Linked DNA regions of Homo sapiens: region 1 is linked to region 2. Evidence: chromatin loops called from intact Hi-C (ENCODE). Cell type or tissue: heart left ventricle. All regions are shown on one strand. Each heading gives the region's core, and the rest is flanking DNA. Links, peaks and the distances in the headings are about the cores only.

Evidence for each region. Peaks named below come from ENCODE experiments on the same cell type or tissue, not always from the same donor. Only the 100,000 strongest peaks of a DNase experiment are listed, where the experiment ranks them.
Region 1: it touches region 2 in a loop (2.2-fold over the local background); 3 of 110 quality-filtered maps call a loop at or near these places.

Annotation. Positions count from the first base shown.
Region 1 is chr11:15,907,337-15,917,952 of GRCh38, reverse strand. LINC02682 (long intergenic non-protein coding RNA 2682) reads right to left here and starts at 7,020. Exons shown (of 3, transcript NR_183670.1): 1 at 6,883-7,020; 2 at 6,069-6,167. In heart left ventricle, for the core only: a CTCF peak has its summit at 4,512 (motif pointing left); a DNase peak (open chromatin) is centred at 6,115; H3K27ac peaks cover 211 bases.
Region 2 is chr11:15,983,896-15,994,511 of GRCh38, reverse strand. SOX6 (SRY-box transcription factor 6) reads left to right here. Exons shown (of 16, transcript NM_001367873.1): 14 at 5,282-5,515; 15 at 8,092-8,308. Among named protein-coding and RNA genes, the nearest start is that of MIR6073, 20 kb to the right of the region's middle. In heart left ventricle, for the core only: CTCF peaks have their summits at 5,350 (motif pointing right) and 5,675; no DNase peak of the experiment used is centred there.

The DNA of each region.
Region 1 (10,616 bases), core at 1,027-9,026, 76 kb after region 2:
GCTGCTGAAACAAAGAGGGTTAAAAATAAAGTGTCATTAAAAAGATGGAGGTTATCTTATTCTAACTTAACAATCATCAAGTGAGCATCACCATCCAGGTCAGCAGGTGGTTCTACTCCACAAGAACTCTCAAGGACCTAGGTTCCCTCCATCCTGATGCCCCACCATCCCTTAGAATGATAACCCATAGGGCCAAAAGTGGATTACAAACACATCCATGTTCTAGCTAAAGGGAAGAGGAAGAGTGCATTGGTAGATTATATATTATTTAACAAATTTTAACTTCCTTTTGGTTCAGCTTAACAGGTTGGGTAAACTTCCCTGCTCTAGCTCTACATCTAGGCCCGAAGAGGTATCATGAGTTTCTGTTTGATCCTTTGGAAGCTTCTGACCTCAGATATGAGCAAAACCTGCCCAAGGTAGCTGCTATTTCTGGAGCTGTGGTGCTAGAATGAAACATGTGGAACTGACCTGAACTCAACCCCTAACCAGGAACATAGCAGCTACTCAAAAGCCTGCAGACCTGTGAATAAGAAATAGATACTTTTGTTTATTTGCTTCTGAGTTTTGAGTGATTTTATGCAGTATTATTACAGCAAAAGCTGATTGATACAAAGTACAAATTGAGGGCAAGCAATTTTCATTTAAGCAAGCATGAGTGAAAAAATAATTTTCTTTCATATTTTACTAATCATATGACCACAAATAGCTGCAAGGGAGGTTGAAAAATAGAGTCTGTAGTTCAACAATCATATGCCCAGTTTAAGAGAAGATAATATAGATGGATGGCAAATACACATATGAATTAAACCTGCAATGAGATGTTACTACTCTACCACTAGGATGGCTAAAATTAAAAAGGCTGTTCGCTCCATGTGTTGGTGAGAATATAAAGCAACTAGAATTCTCATACACCACTTGTGGGAATGTAAAATGTATAGCCATTTAAAACAGTATCTTGGCAGTTTCTTTCAAGGATAAACATACAGCTACTGCATGATCCAGACAATCTAATTCTACATATTTACCCAAGAGAAGGAAGCATATGTCTACTTGTATATACATATAGCAACTTTATTTGTAATAGCCCTGCCTTAGTCCATTTGGACTGCTACAGCAAAATATACTAAACTGAGTGGCTTACAAATGACAGAAATTTATTTCTCACAGCTCTGGAGGCTGGGAAGTCCAAGATCAAGGCACCAGCAGATTCAGTGTCTGGTGTGGGCTCTCTGCTTCACAGACCACACTTCTTGTTCCATCCTCACATGGTGGAAGGGGGTGAACGCTGTGTATCCTTATATAAGGGTACTAATCCCATTCATGATGGTGGAGCTTTCATAACCTAATCCCTTGCTAAAGGTCCCATCTCTTAAAACTATTGCATTGGGGATTAAGTTTCAACATTTGAATTTGAACATTCAAACCATAGCAAGCTCCAAACTGGAAATAATTCAAGTTTTCCTTCAACAAGTGAATGAATAAAGCAAATTGTGGTATATTCACATAATGGAATACTACTCCATGATAAAGAAGAATGAACTCTTGGTATACGCAACAAGAGGGACGAACTTCAAAATAATTATGGTGAGTGTACCAAAAAGAGTACATATTGCATTATTCCAATTATATAAGATGTTAGAAAATTCAATCCAATGTCTAGTAACAAAAAAGCGTATTAGTGACTTCCTGGGCATGAGGGAGGCTGAGGAGAAGGGAAGAACTACAAAAGGGCAGAAAGAAACTTCTGGAGTGATGGCTATGATCACTGTTTTGATTGTGGTAGTAGTTTCATGGGTGTGTCCATGCATCCAACTCATCAAATTGTGTACTTTATTGTATATGTGCAGATTGTTGTATGTAATTAATACTTCAATAAAGTTGTAAAACAAAACAAACAAAAAGCTCTTTCTATGAAAGGAGAGGAGAGTGGATTTTGGCAGACAATGGACATTCTACCAAACAGGGGAGAGGAGGTATTTGGATGCTGGTGAAGGGGATTTCTGAAAATAATCTGGGGTCCTCCATGGGGCCAATTCTTCCCCTTTCAGACAGGGTTAGATGTCAGAGAGTAGGAGAGAGCTATGCCCCATCCTGCATAGATCCCTTGGAGGCAGAAGCTGTATTCCACTTATTCCAGAGAAGCAAGAGCAAAGATGACATACCCCACTAGGAAAGAGGACAGTGATCGCAGCCACCAAGAGCTTGAGACAGCCTCTCTGTCTTCTCCTGCCCCACTATGACTAGAAAACAAGCAGGTCTGTAACAGCTCCAAAAGGGTATCTTAATTGAGGTCCTCCAAGAAGTAGATGCCAAAATAGAGGCAGTAGTGAACTGTACCCTGAACCCTCATTTCCCTGGAGCCTAAGCTCACAGCATTCAGCTTTAGAGTTTGGGGGCGGGTGCTCAGATGGATGGAGCAAGAAGAGGAGGCTCACCTGTGTTGTGCACTAGTGTCAAGACTCTCAACACTTAATTAGGGTCCCTCTTATGCTGAGGCAGACAGAAAGGCTTGCCAGACCTGTTTCTTTACTCCTATTGTGGGCAAGGTGCTCCGCCATACCCCTTGATTCTAGATCACTTGCTTTGGCCAATGGTATGGGAACAAATGTGATGCCTGCAGAAGCTTCACAAGCTCTGTGCACTAGGGCTTGCTCTCTTGCCACCTTGATCCTTGCTCTTTTATAGTCTCATGAGAACATGCCCAGATTAACTTGCTAGAGGGACATGAGAGACCGGAAGAGTAGACCACAGTCATTCCAGCTGAGGGGTAGACCAGTCAGGTCCCTGCAAATCACTAACTCACTGCAGATGCATAAGTGAAGTCAGCCCAAATCATCCCAGTCTGACCCAGATCTTCAAAAATGTCTAGCCAACCCACAGTTTGATAAGAAATAATAGATGGGTGTTGTTTTAGGTCACTACATTTTGGGGTGGTTTGTTACAAACCATAGCTAACTGTCAGGGTGTCCAAACTTCTGGGCCACACCCCTGTCTTGATTCATCCACTCAACTGTCAATACAGTCGTCCTCCTTTATCCTCGGGTGTTGCGTTCCAAGACCACAGTGGATGCTTGAAACCAAAGACAGTTCCAAACCCTGTATGTATATAGAGATTGTCCCTAACTTACGATTGTTCAACTTAGGATTTTTTAACTTGACCATAGTGTGAAAGTGATATACAGTCAGTAGAAACTGTAACCCCATCTTAAGTAGAGGAGCATCTGTTTTATTTTTTTCCCACACATACATACATATCTATGATGAAGTTTAATTTCTAAATTAGGACCAGTTAGAAATGAACAATAACTAGTAATACAATGGAAAAATTATATTGTGATAAAATTATGTGAATATGCTGTCTCTCTTAAAATTCTTATTGTATTGTACTCACCTATTTTCAGACCATGGTTGACCATGAATAACTGAAACCTTGGATAGCAAAACTGGAGATAAGACAAGACTACTGTACTTATTCTAAACAATGCTGTCCCTTGTCTTGGCCTGGTCCTGAACTTCTGAACAGCAGGGACCAGAAAAGACCTGGCCCCACTTGCACCCCTCTTCCTCCTCTCGGTTAAGGTGGGGGCCAGCTGGCTCAATGTGCCCCACTCCAAAGGAAGCCAGCATCATGAAGAAGCAGGGAAGTGGCAGGGACGCGATTCCACTCAGGGAAACGAGAAGCTTGATTACTACTCAACATTTGCAGTACCCAGATACTCTAATTAAGAGAAAAGGTCAATAGGTTAAATAAGCAACTTAATCAGAAAATTATGCAAAGTGCCACAAATCAAACATATTACACAGCCCTTGAGATCGATACAGTATGCAAATCGATCACCCAAGATCAGGACAATTCAGAAACTGGAAGGTACAACTCAATCAAGGGGGTTCAGGAAACCCAGACTGAGCTGGAGAATGCTGGGGGCCTGGCACTAGAAGTAGGCGGCAGACACCAACACCCCTGGGGAGCACGAGCAGCAAGGGAGGTGCAGTCTCTTCTCAGGCTCCAGAAGGGTCCAAGGGCCATGAGTTTCTCATCTGTAGAAGGGGGGCTGCAATATAGTGCACAGTATGGGTCAGGGCCTATGGGCCTAGCTTGAGTCCCACCTCTGCCTCTGCCTAACTGTGTGGTTTGGGGCAAGCCACTTAACCTTCTTCTGGTCTTCATTCATACAACAGAGACACACATTCCAGCCTTTCAAGTTATTGTGTATGTGTGTGTGTGTGTGTGTGTGTGTGAGAGAGAGAGAGAGAAGGAGTGAGAGAGACAGGGAGAGAGCTAGGAGTGTGTGGGTTTGCGGCCATGGGTCCAGTGAGGATCCCTTCCTCTCTGCCACTTGCCTTTCTTCTCACAAAGCCCTGCAGCTAGAACACTTGATCAGTGCCCTTTAAATTTAGGACAGTGGCTTTCCACTGAGGGTGGTATTTGGCATATCTGGAGATATTTTGGGTGTTATAATCAGTGGGGTGGGGGTGTGCTACTGACATCTAGTGGGTAGAGGCCAGGGATGCTCCTCTACAATCTGTAATGTACAGGGCAGCTCCCACAACAAATAATTGGCCAGCCCAAAATGTCAGAGGTGCTGAGGTTGAGAAATTCTGAGTTAGGAGGATTGGATAGCTTGTGAGCGAAAGAGAAGGGTGGCTGAGGCAGCCAGAGCATAAAAGGTGGTAGGAGCCCTCTGCAGTGATCACAGAAGCTACAGACACTGCCTGTCAGGGCTTCAGGAACCCCTGAGGGACCCCTAACTTGTGCTGACCTTCAGTGGAACTTCCCGGGAGACCCAGTGAGAGGAAAAAGCACACTCAAAGAAGAGAGAGTTTGCTCACCGCAGTCCTGCCTGCTGGGGCGCAAGACGGCGTTTCCCGGCCTAGAGACTCAGGCCTGGCCTGGCCCCAGTAAGGGCGAGGCCACAGCAGGGAGACTGCCCTGGTCTGGCATTCCCTTGAAGCCTGAAGGAATGTTGGTATAAATGGACCCTTATTTGGGCTTGTTTTCATCCCCCAGGAGTGGTGCAGCTGCCTGTCTTTTCCCAGGCTTTCCTGCTGCTCAAGGGAGGGCAGTGGAACCTTGGGGACCATCCTAGGCCTGGTGTGGAGGGAAGAGCACCTGCTCTTCACCTGGGCTACAGAGGGGAAGGTCTTGGGGCCCTGTCACTCTGCAGGGGCCTGTGCTGGTGCTAGGGGTCTGTGGAAAGGAAGAGGTGGGTGTTTGCCTCTGAAACTTTCTCTGGGCACTCAGGTCCCCTGAGGAGGTTTTCCACCTGGGGGTGGAGGGTTGAGCTAGGAGTCCCTGTGGGACCTTGAGAGGACAGAAAGCTGGAGAAGACCAATTAAGGTTTCTTTGGGGCAGAAGGCAGGGTACATGCTGGGCACAGAGTCTGTGGGGCGGGGAGGGCAGTTCTCTTCCTCCCAAGGAAGCTGCCAGTGTCTTGAGTTTCATCCTGTCAGGTCTTGAGACCCAGGGCCTCTGAGGTCAGAGGATGTCACTGAAGACTGAGGCCATGCCTCATGCCATGCGGTTCAGGGCTAGGGAAAAGAGCAAAAGGGATGGTCAGGGCCCATCAGGCATCTGTCCCTTTGTCTCCTTTCTCAGGACTGTCAGCAGTCATCTCAGGCATGGAAACTTCCCTTTCCTAGTTCTCCAGTCACATACAATTGGAGCCATCATGAAGTCCTCCCTAGTTGAGCATTGGGAGAAACTAAGGCCCATAAATGTTTAAGGTCTTGACCAAGGCCATACAGTGAATTAATGGCAGAGCCAAAAATGGACCCTGGGTCTCCTGACATGAGTTTAACACCAGAGTGTGGCAATTTCATGGCTGTCCCTGCTCATGAAAAACACCCTTCCAGAAAGGCCTGTATTCATTATCTACTGCAGTGTGACAAATTACCCCAAGCATGTATTATCATCACACAGTTTCTGTGGGTCAGGAAGCCAGGCACAGCTTAGCTGTGTCCTCCCAAGGTTTCGAGTTCTCTCACAAGGATGCTGTCAAGGTATCAGCCAGGGCTGCAGTCATCGTCAACCTGACTCTGGGGAATCTGCTTCAGAGCTCACTCACATGGCTGTTGACAGATCTTAGGTCCTCGCTGGCTGCTGGCCAGAGACATCAGTTCCTTGCCAAGAGGCCCTCTCCAGAGGAAATCTTGCAACATGGCATCTGGCTTCCCTCAGAGAGAGAGGTGGAGAGAGTGAGATCAAGTAAGACAGGGTGAGCAAGATAGAAGTAGAATCTTTGGGTAACCTAATCTTGGAGTGACAGTCCGTCATTTTTGCCATGTTCTATCTGTTAGAAGTGAGTCTCTAGGTCCAGCCCACACTCGAGGGGAGGGGATTACTAGGGCACAGATTCCAGGAGGCAGTGATCACTAGGGGCCTTTATAGAGCCTGCCTGCCACAGACATCAACCCAGCAGTGGAAAAGGAGGCCCATGGCCTGGGGTGTGCCTTTGGCTTCTCCCCTTCTTGAAATAGTTCATTCACTTCCAGACTCTTAGGGGAAATCCCAATAAAGAAGACGATTTAAAGGGAGCTGGAGTGGGAGAGGATTCCCTTCTTCCCTCCATGGCTCCAACTTCACGTCCAAAATCTCAGCCTAGATGAAGTCCAAGTTTCTTTCTAGTTGTACCACTTTGATTTAAACTCATCAAACACAGGCAAAAGCATTTGGTTGTGGGTCAGAAATGTCAGGTTCTAGTCCTAGTTTTAGGAATTCTAGGAGTCACTTTGTTCACAGATTTTTTCCTCTATACAAGCAGGAGCCCAAGCTAGGGGATTTCTGACTGCAGGTTCTCCTGTGCTGAAACTTTCTCCTACTCAAGGGACAGAAAACTCCCACATGCCTGCCTTCCCTCTGCCCTTCATGGAATTTCACACCTGGAAGAAGCCTGTGTGCAGGGGAGGGGTTGTTGAATTCCTTAAGGTGTCTGGAAAAAGAGAGAGAGAGAGCCAAAGAGGAAGAGGGGAGGGAGCATTAGCAGCCCCGGCGCTTCACCAACATGGCGTCCGGCAACTGCCGGAACTAGTCACAGCGCCTAGGCCCCCAGAAAGTCAGGGAGGGACCATGGCAGGAGTGAGGCAGCCTGGACAGCTATAAGTGGATGGCCCATTTGGGAGCCTGGGCCTCTGTCCCTGATGGGGGCCTTACAGAAGGCAGAGGGCTGTCCAAAATGACCACCTCCCGGGATCTGGTTCTTTGAGCCGCTCTTCCGACCTCTGCCTCTGCCCAGTGTGAGCCTTTCCTGCTCTAATTCCTCGCCCACACTTTGCCCTGCACTCACCCTTGGCCTCGGGGCTCCACACCAGCCCCATGGGCGGGTTCAGTGTGTCCACAGACTTTGGGGGACGGTGTCACCCAGTGCTGGGAGAGTGTGGGTCCCAGCTCCGCAGGCTGCTGGCCAGGAGCAGGGAGGAGGCAGTGAAAGCCGCTCATATGTCTCAAATTCATTTCTAATTCACTTTCCTTCTGAAGTGGTTTTGAGGAAGTGCGATATCTGAAAAGGCAGCTAATGTAGGTCCTGTAAATAGTACATCCACGGCCGTAATGGAGGGAGAGAGAGAGAGAGAGCGAAAGATGGATTAAGTGCCCACCGTGGGCCTGGAAAAAAAAATCCTTTTGATCTCTCCCCACAGCACAATGCCCTATTACCTTGTTGGCTTGCATCAGCCAGAGAGAGCATGTTTCTTATTGTGATTGCTGCAAATTGGTACCTGTTTCCCGGAGAGTAGCTTTCCCCTAAATTAAGTAGAGCACCCGGCTCCATCCTGGGTGATAAGGACCTCCTATTAGTGGGTAATGTCACTGAGCCGCCTCCTGTCTGCCTTGCCTGCCTTGGGGACCCTGAAGCTGGCCATACTCTCTCTGAGCGCAGCCCCACAAGCACAGGTGCAGCCAAAGAGCTCCTCCATGGTGGCATCATCTTTCCTTACCCTACTGATGGCTGTGTTGGGCCACAGAGCTGCTTAGGAGAGGTAGTGCTGAGCTTTGAACTCACTGCTTTTGCCCAACCTTGGGCTTTCTAGATTCTTTCTTTTATTTAATCAATTCATTAGATAGATATTTATTGAGCACCTGCTATGTTCCAGCATTTGGATGAGTGCTGGGGACACAATAGCGAATGACACAAAGTTCCTGCCCTCACTGGGCCGGCATAGTCAAGTACCACCATCATGCACTTCTCTATCCCCAAACCTGGGGACACCCAGGACTTCCTCTCCCTCAACATCTGCATCCAATTGGTCCCCAAGTCTCCCCCAGCCCATGAGTCTCTCTCTCTTTGTCATTGTAAGTATAAATATTTATTTCTTCTACTTCTTTCTCACCTTCCTGGTCCAAGCCCCAGCACCTCTCACTCAGTCTCCTGCATTAGCCTCCTGAATTAGTCTTCTATTTGCTGCTGTTACAAATTACCCAAAACTTGGAGGCTTAAAACAACACAAATTTTTATCTTATAATTCAATAGCTCAGAAGTCTCAAAGGGGTCTCACTGGGATAAAATCAAGCTGTCAGCAGGGCTACATTCCTTTCTGGAGGATCCAGAGAGGATTCGATTTCCTTACCTTTTCCAATTTCTAGAGGCTTCCTGCATTTCTCAGCTCCTGGTCTCCTTCATTCCTCTTCAAAGCCAGCAATGCTCATCCAGTCCTTCTCATCTGGCATCACTCTGACCTCCTTTTCTGCTTCTCACTTCCACTCTCTGGGTTTCTTGTGATTACACTAGGCCTGTCTGGGTAATCCAGGACAATGTCTCTATCTTAAAGTCAGCTGACTAGTAATCTCAATTCCATCTGCATCCCCCTTTTTCCAACTTACATGTCCTTTGCCACATAACCCAACACATTCACAGGTCTGGGGATTAGAATGTGGACATCTCTGGAGAGGTGTTGCTTTGCCAATCCTATCTCTAAGTGGTCTGCCTGCCTCCATACTTGTTCCCTTGTAATCCCTTCTCTAAGCAGCAGACAGCAGTCTCTTTTTAAAACACAAGTCAAATAATATAATTCTCCTGCCTAAAACTCTCTCACTGTTCTTAGAACAAGATGCAAGTTCATTACCTTGGTCGACAGACCTTTCCCATCTCCCAGCCTCATCACCTGCCTCTCTTGTCCTAGATCACCAAGCCCCTATGGCACTGGGATCCCTACAGGTCTGAGCCTGCTGAGCTCCTCCCCGTTCCCTGCTCTGTGCAGGGCCTTGGTGCAGGCTGTCCCCCCTATCTCACAGGCTTTTCTTCTGGCTCTTATATTTTCAGTCTCAGCTTAAATGTCTCCTTTGAGAGAGGACTCCCCTCACCCCGTCTCAAATCAGTGCACCCATTACTGTCTCACACCGCACCATCACAGCCCTAATCACAATTTGTAATTATTCAATGACTTCCTTCCCATTGCCGGTCTCCCCTACCCGGGTCTGTGAAAACTGTGATGGCAGGAACCTGACTTCCCTGTCTGCGCAGTGGGATCCGAACAAATATTTATTGAATGGTTGAATAATGATGCTCACCATATATTATTGAGTGAAAAACAGCAAGATACAGAGTATGTATAACTCTTAAGTAAGAAAAACACCCTCTACATGTGCATAGCCACATACCTTTGTGCAAATAGAAGGTTCAGAAAGGACCAAATTCATGGCAGTGTTGACCTCTGGGCAGAGTAGATTGGGGAGGACAGGAAGGTGACTTTCTCTTTTTTACTTCATATACTTTTGCTTGTTTAAAAAATTGTTTTTGTTATAAGCACGAATAACACTTTTTAAAGGGGAAAAATCAAACCAAAGATTTTTCTTCCACTTGAATATGATCAAATGCCGTATAAACCAGACAACAATATACTTTAAAAAGTTATGCCTCTTGAATGCCTCCCAGACCTGTCTTTTGTATCTGGGCTGGTCTCAGCAGTGCTCACGTGGCTCCGCATGACTTCCAGAATGGGCTCCACAGGGGTTATTGAGGGAGGGATGGGTCTCCAGTCAGATCTGAGCTTTCTACTTCCCATCATGGATCCCCACCATGGCTTCTCCTCACCCAGAGAACAAGGGCTAAGCCCCTAGGGCTGGCTGGTGTGTGTGTGTGTGTGTGTGTAGGGGGCCTAGTGTGTGTGGGGTGTGTGTGTGTAGGGCCAAATGTGATGTGTGTGTTTGTATGAGTGTGTGTGGTGGGCCAGGTGTGTGGTGTGTGTGTGTGTAAGGCTGAGTGTGATGTGTGATGTGTGTGTGTGTGTGTAGGGCCAGTGTGTGGTGTGTTTGTGTGTGTAGGGCCAAGTGTGATGGGTGTTGTGTATATATGTCTGTGTGTGTGTGATGTGTGTGTGTGTGTGGAAGGCCAAGTGTGTATGTGGTGTGGTGTGTGTGTGGTGTGTGTGTGTGCATGTGTATATAGGGCCGTGTGTGTGTGTGTGTGTGTGTGTGTGTAGGGCCGACTGATGTATCTGTATAAGTGTGATGTGTGTGTGTGTGGAGGGCCAGGTGTGGGGTGTGTGTGGGGTGTGTATGTGTGTGTGTGTAGGGCCAAGTGTGGTGTGTGTGTGTGTGGAGGGCCAGGTGTGTAGTATGTGTGTGTGTGTAGGGCCAAGTGTGACGTGTATGTGAGTGGTGTGTGTGTAGGGCCAGGTGT
Region 2 (10,616 bases), core at 1,333-9,332:
TCAAGGTGCTTAGCAAATTTGGTCCCTATTTACTTTTCTAATTTCATCTCTTATACTCCCCTTTTTTTTTTTTTTTACATAAACCCAAGCCATCGCCAGCTTCTTTTTATTCCCTAAAATGTCCTTTGCTTTTTTTTTTTATAACCCTGTGCCTTTCCTCACACTGATTTCCAAGCCCAAAATAGTTTCACATTCATACCTGCTGGTAAATTATTACTTCTCCTTTAAGATGCTGCTCAAGCACCGCTTCAACTCTGAAGCCTCCCTAATATTCATCTCTGTCCACTCCAATTGTGTTAGTAGCTTATTTTCCCTGCTCTAATAGTATTTTTAAATTACCGCTGTTAGCATCGTTTGTAATTTTTAATTTATGTGTCTTCTCCCATTGGACCAAATTCCTTAAAAACAAAGTGCACATGTTATTTATCTTTGTATACCCCATCACAATGCTGGGTACATATGAAATGTGTCAGAAGTGTTTATTGAATTAATACATAAATAAATTATTACTAGGCACATTATAGAATTAACTAGAATTCCCCTGAGGAATAACTTTATATGTGCACCAGGCACTCACTCATTCACTCTGATATCCCTTGGAATTTAACCACGAAGGGGCCTCTCCAGGATTAGTTCAGGACCATTGCCAGAGGCTATGATGGTGAAACTGGCCTTCTTTCCAACCCACCTGGAAAAACTCAATTTCGTCTTCTCTTTAAATCATTCAAATCACAGATTTCTAAGGAGATATTTGCCTTGGCAATTTCTATTTTCTCTCTGCAGATTAACTATCTTTAATCTAACCGAAAGTTTGCCTTTACACAAACTGAGATGAAGGATGAATTAACCAATTTGAGCCTTCTAGGGGAAGTTGTACAGAGCAGCCTCTCCTGGCATACGGGACCTTGCTTTCCCTTGAAGCCTACTGTGGTGCTGTTGATCTCTTGGCCTTTCAGCAACTGTCATTTGGGACTGCTGTTGCTGGTAATTAAAGACTCTTAGGTCAGCTGGAAAGCCGTCTCCAGGTACATAACTGTGGGTCTAGGCTTCTAACTGCTTTCCATGAAAAATCATACGCTGAACTCACAAATGACCCCTCTGCTGTTAAAAGGAGAAGAAGCTGCCTCATAGAATTATGAGCCATTCCAAGTTCTGGATTCTGATGCAGACTACTGGCTATTTAAGAATGAAATACTTGGTTTTTTGCACTTAATGATGAATGGAGCAGAATGAAATCATACAATATGCTGATTTTTAAAATTAATTATAACAAAGTGAATTTTAGACTTCAGATACACAGATTAATAGTATACCTTTTGAAAACAATTTATAGTATGCTGTAAAATTTTTCTTATCTATTTATAAGGGTTTTCCAGATATATAATTTCCATTTTTAAATTTCTGAATTTATACACACACACATAATCATATGTATTTCTACTGCGGCAACAATTCTTTAACCATTTTGTTTCAGAAGCAAAGTTTAGGGACACTTTCTAAATGTTCTTTTGACTTTGTGGCCTCTAATACTTTCTTAAAATTCTGAATCTAAGTTTAATTCAAACTTAGATTGTAAATTCAGGTAATAGATAAGTTGTCAGCTTTAAATGAAAAAAAAAGTAATATTGGGAGATGTTTTCTATCAGAATATTGAAGAAATATTTGTTGAAAACATCTATCTTTCTGCATAGTACTCATATGGATGCTTCAGTGAGTTCCATATAAGCCTTATATGGCATAGTCACTTCGAAAAGACAGAAAAGCAGAAACCTTCAATATGTATTTGTGGGGCATTTGTGGTTTATATTACTGTATTTTCTGTACATTACCCAGGTGTTAATTCAGATATTATAAATCTAGGGAAGGATAGACTCCCTTTCTAGGATGTTAGTGGTGGTGGTGAAAGCAAAGGTGAGACCATTTTTATATGCAAATTTGGTTTGTTGTTGTTGTTTTCATTGACTTTCTAATTAAGGAGAGTGACCTCCTGGGCATAATTTGCATAGTCATAAGATAGTGTTAGAGTACTACATATTTGGGAGATAGGACAGGAAGGGGGCAAAAATAGGAAGAGTGGTAGAAGGAAAAACAGGAAAACATTTTCCAAGTTTTGATTTTGCAAAGGGATCTGGGCATTGCAATCTGTGTGGTGTTAAACGTCGCTGTTGTAGTTGATCAGGTATCAGATTCAATTTAAAAGTAGTTTCAAATGTTGGCCTCCCTGGGTAAATCTCTTCTTCCCAAATCTTGGTTCATCTGATACAACATTTCTAGTTTAGCTTAGGATGTCCCCATTCATTTCTAGTTCACTCCTTCTGGAAGACAGAAGAGGTGACCAGAAAAAAGCAATGTGCACATGATCTAAAGCATTTTCTATTCTTCTCCTTCTTAATTCATGTTTTTGTTCTGTGCACTGTGCTCGAATTTTGCAACTTCTGGAAGCATTACATGTGAGTCCCAGAGAATTGCTGTGAAATCAATTCCTTGTCCTTCAGCTCCTGAAGATAATATGTGATGTAGGAGGAAAGGAAAAGGTCAGTGCAGGGTAGAGGTCAGACTTGAGCTCTGTTCCTCAGAAAAAGGTAGAAACTGGTAAAGTAGAAGAGAGTAGGAAGGATATGTGAAGACTGTGGTACAGCATGTGTGGGAGAGAGATTGGGCATATGTATGGCATATCTGGGAGACTCTATTGGTATGGAGTAGAGAATCTAGAATGTTTATACCAAAGCCAGCATCTAAAAATCCACTATGATCTCTGTCAGTCTTTGAGACAGTAAAACTTCCCATTTACGATGAAATACATATTTTAAATGAAGAAATAAATGGAAGCTGACTATTTGGTTTTGCTAGAGGTGGAGAGAAAGCTACAACAGTAAAAGCAGGCTCAAATGTTAATCACCTGTGGCATAGCAGTTAACTTAGAATAATATTGAAATGTTTTTGCATCTGACATTCTCCACAAACCTGTCTCCTTTTATGTGAATGCATGTCAGTATATAAATTGCTGAATCCATGTCAGTTGTAAAGTAATGGCACTGAGGGCATCATAAATTACCATGGTGATCCTCAGGAGAAGACACTGTCGTATCTGAATGAGTGTTTCACTTCCAGAGTAATGTATGCCTTCATCTGGCCCAGCAGTCAGCATATTGCCCTGTGTTGATGGATATTGTCAGCTGGAAGCTACACTACATTTCACTGCGCAATAAACATGGCTGTCAAACCCATATAAAGTGAAATCAATTTATCCTGTATGGTCAGTGCATTTTAAATGAAATTAATGTACTGTGGGTATCGTGGCAAAAAGGTATCATATTAGTTATGCATCTTGGGATCTAAGACTTTTCATGTAAAGGATCATTCTGTCTAGTAGGCCTAAAAGAAGGGCTGTTTATAAAATATGTTATTTTTGTATAATCTTCAGAAAGTAGCCTTTCTGCCCTCCTTCCTGTTTAGAAAAAAATTCATGTTAGCCAATCCCACCCTTTTATACTGTCTTTTGTTTGCAGTAAATGATAACCATATTTGCTAAATAATAGTGCACTATAATGTTGTAATTTATTACTGGCTTTGACACAAACAAATGTCTACTTAACCAAGGTATCTAAAAATAGAGAGGAAGGGCCAGAGATTGATTGAATCATGTTGGTCCTGTATAATAACTTCACTGAGCAGAAAGGATTTACTTTTTCCAGAAAATAGAAATGTTGGTTTTAATGTATATTTTGCTTCTAAACTTCTGGGCGTAGACTTTCCTGTTATGCGGTAGAAGCCTTGTCTGAGGCTATCAGTCTGACCACTTTACCTTTAATTATAGAAGTTCTCAGTCTGTAGGAGATATTCAGGAGTTGCCACATCACAAAGTATACATCAGTATATCGCCCTGGTATAGGGTGCATGAAAACAAGTAAGAACTATGTTCATTCATTCATTTATTTATTCATTCATGCATTAATATAACATATTTTACTAATTGAAATCCTATGTGCCAAGTACTTTATTGAATCCTAGGAATACAGCAGTGAATAAGACCCATCCCTTGCCCTATCTTCAGGGAGCTTTCAATCTAGTATGTTACTAGAGTCAGCTCTTTGGAAATTATATAGCATCAGGAATTTAGGCATAGTTTCATAGATGTTAAAGAACTACCCTTAAACAACAGAAAAATAGAACAGGACGCTTGAAATAAATGCCTCTTAGTCTATGACTTTTGCATATGAGTTGAAAACCAAATAATCTTTGCTTAATGAATATTTTATTATCTATTATGTGAAAAATCCTGAGGATACAAGAATAAGTACAGCATAATCATTAACTTTAGGTATCTCGTATTCCTGAGAGGAGTGGAAAGGAGGGAGATAGTCACATAAACAATAATTACTATGGGGCATGTCTCCTGAAAGCAAGAGGACTGAGTGCAGCCTGGGGAGCATCACTGCAAGTGCTGTTCCTTTACCCTGAATTACCCTTCCCATCAGACTTTACTCCCTCTCCCACTCACTTGTTGATTCCTATTCATCCTTGAAGACTCGGTTTAGACATCACATCTCCTAGGAAGCACTAGCTGACCATTCTATCTGGTGCTTTTTTGGTGCCCTGTTAATGTCAGTATTGTAGCACCTCTCACCCACTTTGTTATAATTGTCTGTCCTTACTCTGAACTGTGAGCTCCTTAAAAGCAGGAGCTGTTTTATTTACCATGGTCTCCTTAGCACCTGGCATAAAACCTAGGTTATAGTAATTGCTCAATAAATATTTTTCATTGAATTAATTCATTCAATCATGAAACATGATTGAAGGTTGAATGGGATTTAGCATGAAAGAGTAGGAGAAGTGTCTTCTAGGCAGTGAGAAGAGCACAGGTCAAGACAATATTGTGAAAAACAATTCTATTTTTGGGAAACATATAGAGTGGTTGTGATCTGGGGCAAATGAGTCTAAAATGACCAGTAAGAGCATGTTTTTGAAGAAAGGAATTACAGCAGGAAAGTTTACCATAAGGTAATGTCATTCATTGCTCTGTGATCACCTACCATTTATTGTAGTAAATGTGGTAGGGTGTATAAAACACACACAAAATTAATTCTTAGTGTGTCTTTGAGGGCTACATCAGAAGAGCCTGTAGAACTGTCATTTGAACCTGCCTTCTACTTCCAAGAAGTCACTTAGAAAAGAAGAGGAGGACCTGGGGAAAACAGCTGACCCAGGCGGCAAGCTGTGTGACATTATCCACAAAATAACGCTTTCCACTCATCTTGTTCTTCCTGCCCTGACATTACAGGAAGTAAAGCAATGAATGGCTCTGCAGCTAAACTACAGCAGTATTATTGTTGGCCAACAGGAGGTGCCACTGTGGCTGAAGCACGAGTCTACAGGGACGCCCGCGGCCGTGCCAGCAGCGAGCCACACATTAAGCGACCAATGAATGCATTCATGGTTTGGGCAAAGGATGAGAGGAGAAAAATCCTTCAGGCCTTCCCCGACATGCATAACTCCAACATTAGCAAAATCTTAGGTGAGTGCAGCAGTGCAGCTAAAGCTGATCTTCTCCCCTGCAAATCCCATGAGTGCCACCAGGGTGGGAAGCAAGGGGATAACTAGGATCCTAAGGGAGATTGTGGCGGGCGCAAGTTAGACGAAGGTCAGCCAGCTGCCGCAGGAGCCTTCGTCATCACGTCTGCCTCCCCCACCCCATAATGTGGCATGTAGGTTTGGGAGTTATTATATCCACCAGGTGCCAGGGCAGGACTGTCTGAACACTTATTTCAGAGACAAAACTATTTATAGTATGTGTTAATACTGTGAATTTAGCAACTCTTGAGAGGTCACTGCTAAACAAGAATCGTGGAGACAAGCTTTATCTCCTTTTACTGTGCAGTTCTCTTAAATTCATATGTTGCTATGAAGTACTCATAGACCCTACAGTTTTCTGCTTTAGTGTTCTTGGGTTTATATGTCCCACTGAAAGAATTCATCAAGGACTAGAAACCCAAAATGGTATGAAATTCATGGAGTGCAAAACAGTGCCTCTGATGATCACTTTAAAACTTGTAAAATAAATCTACAATTATTTTAATAAGATATGACTAGTTCAAATTTCATAGCAGTGAGCTGAACACACGAGCTGCAGGGGAGAGGCCCAGTTTGTGGTAAATTGCCAGAGTGATTCTCTATTTCTCAGGATTAAACTCAAGCCTTGTTCTATTAGTGTAGAGCTTGCCTAGTGTGGATTGTACAGCTTGGAATTATTGTGCTCAACATGTTAAACATATTTTATTCAACATGCAGCATTACAGTCAACATGTTTCCTCTTTAAAAAGGAAAAACACAGAAGGCACTGCTCTACTTAAAGCTGTCACGATGTGACAAAATCTCAAAGGAAGCCATTTAAGAAGCTGAAAAACATTAGAGACTTAAACTGTGGTTTTAATTTTTTAAATGTTTTGTTCAAAAGTAATAAATATTTAACCTGAGTAAATATCAGTGATCTGGACATGCACAGATACACATGTTTTGTCACTGTATAAATAATTTAACTTGATTCTGAGGCATTTTGAGGCAGTGACCTCTAAGAAAAATTTAAAACATACATAAGATCAAATAGTGGTGAAATGTTAAATATGTTTTTCTTTTTTTTTTGATTTTCTAATTTCAAAATGGATACTAAATGTCATTACAATTAAGTGTGGTTTTTATTTTTAGAGCTTCAGAGTTATGCATAGGGATGTTATTTTGAATTTAAATATCTTTCAAACCAAAATGTTCCTAGTGGACATACATTTTTTTTTTTCTAGTTAAATGACATTCTAAAAAAAAAAAAAATCAGTGCTTCTCTGGCCTTACAGTTTTATATCTAACTTGAAGATTTTCATATTTTTCTGCCCTTTTAGTAGCAATATGAGTAAGCCTTCAGATGGGCACAGAGCCTCTCTGTTTCCATTTTGGCAGCTGTGGGGAATCTATATTATTTGTGTGCATTCTGTGAAAAAATTATTAGGAATATAGTAAGTATATTCATTAAAATGTAAAGTTTTAAGTGCAAGCGTTTCAAGAGCACCAAGAATTCTTCGTTAATTGGGGCTTTAAGCTGCTGGAAACCAGCAGAACACAGAGAAGCCTATCTGCTTAGGCCTTCTACACAACTTTTGAACAACAATCAGGAAAGAGCAGGGATGCATGTGCTATTAAAGCAGACTAGGATATTGCTGGCTGCAGAGAATATTTGTACAACTTTTCCATTTGTTTATGTATGAAAAATCTCCACTGAAGAATCGCTAACATCCAGTCTGCACAGCTGTTACCGCTTTATTCACCAGCGAGACACAAAAATGCAATTTGATACATGTAAAAAAACACATCCCCTCTTCATCAAGTGTTTAGATAATTCTTTATAAACAATATTAGAGAAGTGAATACTTATCCTTCTTCCTGTATAAACCGTATTAAAATTTTTGTACTTTTATTGGTACAGCTTTGAATGAGCGTTTATAGTACTTGAAAATGGTATATATAATTCCAATGGTATCTTCCGGTTCTAAAGCTATAACTTCTTAGGTAGAGCTTAGGTTTTTTAATTACCTAGGCCATGGCAGACTTGTGCACAGTAGTTTTTTATATATGGAATGATTTCAACATCTGCTGACATCTTGTCAAAGGATAGTTTCACTAAAGATACTTGGAGTTTGGGAGATGTTTGAATTTCTAGGACAAACAAAGCTTTTCCTGAGAATCCTGTCATGCTCAAAAGTATGCTTAGGAGGTTTAGCCTTTTATCCCTGTTGAGAGGGTAGGCAGGTGGATGGGGAAAGACCTTGGTGTAGGCAATGATCTTTAAGCAGCAAAGATATATTTTAAAATACTATAGTAGCATCAGTCTTAAACTATTGAGATAAATAACACAAGAAAGTATCATACGCAAAATTGTTCTTTGTGTTATAGACTAAAAGTATAGTTGGGACAGCCAGTGGTATGTGGGAATTGGAGCCACCCAGCGCACAGATGAGTGAAGTGATGGGAAGGTATATCTAGTTGTGTTTGCCTAGAATATGTTGCCTTGACCACTTGGGTACTTAAGGCTATTTTTATTTCTAGGATCTCGCTGGAAATCAATGTCCAACCAGGAGAAGCAACCTTATTATGAAGAGCAGGCCCGGCTAAGCAAGATCCACTTAGAGAAGTACCCAAACTATAAATACAAACCCCGACCGAAACGCACCTGCATTGTTGATGGCAAAAAGCTTCGGATTGGGGAGTATAAGCAACTGATGAGGTCTCGGAGACAGGAGATGAGGCAGTTCTTTACTGTGGGGTAAGTATTCCTGAATTTAGCCACCTGGGCTTTACTTTTGCGGTAAGTAACTATAGGATGGCTACTGGCAGTATGTTTGGGAAGGAGATTAGGGAAAGAGGAGGTTGTGGCATACTGAAGGGGCTTGGCCATGAGAATCTTTGCTGTGTCATAGGGGCACTGCCTTGCACCATGGCTTTTGCTCAAATCAAGCCAAACCTGGAACAGTTCACTCCCAGCTGATCACCCCTGTCATTGTCTCCCAAGCCAATTTAAGATGCTCAGTGGCCACACACAGAGTTTCTGGTAGTTTATTTAAGCAGATACACAGGGAGGAAAAATAAAAACTAACCTTAAGAAATCCCCATAAGCTTTCCAGCTTCTCTGGGTGGTGCTTCTGACTCTAATCACAATAGTCTGCTTTTGTTGTGGGATCTACCACAAGATAATTGGCCTCGACATTGGTTAGAGGACCTCATTTTTGGCATAAGATCCAGAACTCCTGTTGCAGTAAATTATTCTGTGGTGGGAGCAGTAACAATGTGTATTTTCTTGCTTAAATCAGAAACTAGACATGCTTTTGATATCTTCAAGTCTGATTTCATGTCATTTTGTTTAAAAATTAGGTAATAGATTTCTGGTATAAATTTCAACTTGGCTGACTGGCTGTCTGCATTCAAAAGAGGCCCCTCATAACCACAGTAGTCAGGATAAGTGGGGATGCAGATGACTGTAGATTCCAGCATACCCAGACCTAGAAGCACAGCAGGGTGGCAAATCCAGAGGGCCATTTGAGGCACAGACCTGAAGCAGCTGGACTCAGAGTAGGGAAACACTTGGGAAAGAGCTTGAGAGAGAGAAGCAGAGTAAGCAAGAGGGAAGTTGCATTTGCTGTGAAGTTGGAGGAGAATTGAGGAGCTGTGCTGTGCCAGGAAACTAAGAGAGCTTCACTTGAAGGTAGAAAAAGAGGTACCTTAAAGGAGAAGCCAAGAGCTATTCACTTTTAAGGGCACTCAAGAGGTAACCCTGTGGAACAAAAAGTTGTTTTCAGAGCATGTGTTTAAAAGGAATAGTAAATAGAGTAAGAAAACAAAGCCAATGAACGTAGTCTGGGTCATGAATCTGTGCAATACACTGCAGTGTTTTCGGGAGGAGCGTGGGCTTTGGAGTTTGACTTCTGGGGTTCACATACTGACTGTGCCACCTACCTGGGCAAGTTATTAAACTTCTCTAACTTTTGTTTTCTCATGTGTAAAATGAAATGAATAGTGGAAACTATCTTGTATGATTGTTGAGAAGATCCAATGAGGCAACGCTTTTAAAAGTACTTTATATAGTGCTTAATACGATATCAATAAAGGTGAACTCTAGCATTATCATTACTATTTAATATGTATTTCCTATCACAGAAAACCATATTTTATATCACACCAGATGATCAGTGAATTTCTTTATACCATGGCAGAACCTTTTAGAGGTAGAGAGAAGCTTAAGCCACTTTATTATAAAAGATCCCAGTATGTTAATAAATGAAGACATGACAAAATAGGATTATCAAATTCCTCTGTATTATAAATGTTTGCATTTTTAAAGGTAATGCGTTTAACGCTAAAAAGGGCAATGTGGTATAATTGGGCTATTCAGCTGATAATTAGAGGATTTATGAAAAATACTAATTCATAGTCCACTTTAAGATTATGTGATAAACATTCTCTTTTAATCCCGTTAGTACACCTCTAAGATTGTGTATAATCTCTTTTGAACAATCCAAAGTTTAAGTTTGGGACCTCTTGTGATTCCTGCCCTCCCTCAGTCATGTTCCCTGTGTATGTAGTGATACATAGTGGGGCTGTTCCGCCAGTCTGGAAGGCTACTAAAGGTGCTGTTTTAATACCTTGGTGTAATACTTATTTGAAAATATGAGTTGCAGTAATACTATTGAATTTAGTTCCCTTTACTAAAGGGTACATTAAAACAGCTCTAGATCAAAATACCACAACATGTACCAATGCATGTAAAAATAAAAAACTAAAACAATTTAATAACATCTATTATTTATTGACTATCTAGTGTATACTAGGATTTTAGATATATAAGTCACATAATTCTCTAAATAAGATAAAGAAGTTGAGTTTTAGAGAGTTTCTATGGCTACAGAAAGGTGATAAAGAGCAAAGGTTCAAATTCAGGTATTGGCCCCCATCATGCCAAATGACTGAGGAACTGTCTTTACTACTTTGTCTCAAAATATGCCTCATAGCCCTATGCTGGCAGTCATGAGTGTGGCTATGCCATCTGAGCAAGAGCTCTTAGCACTTGGAGAAAATGA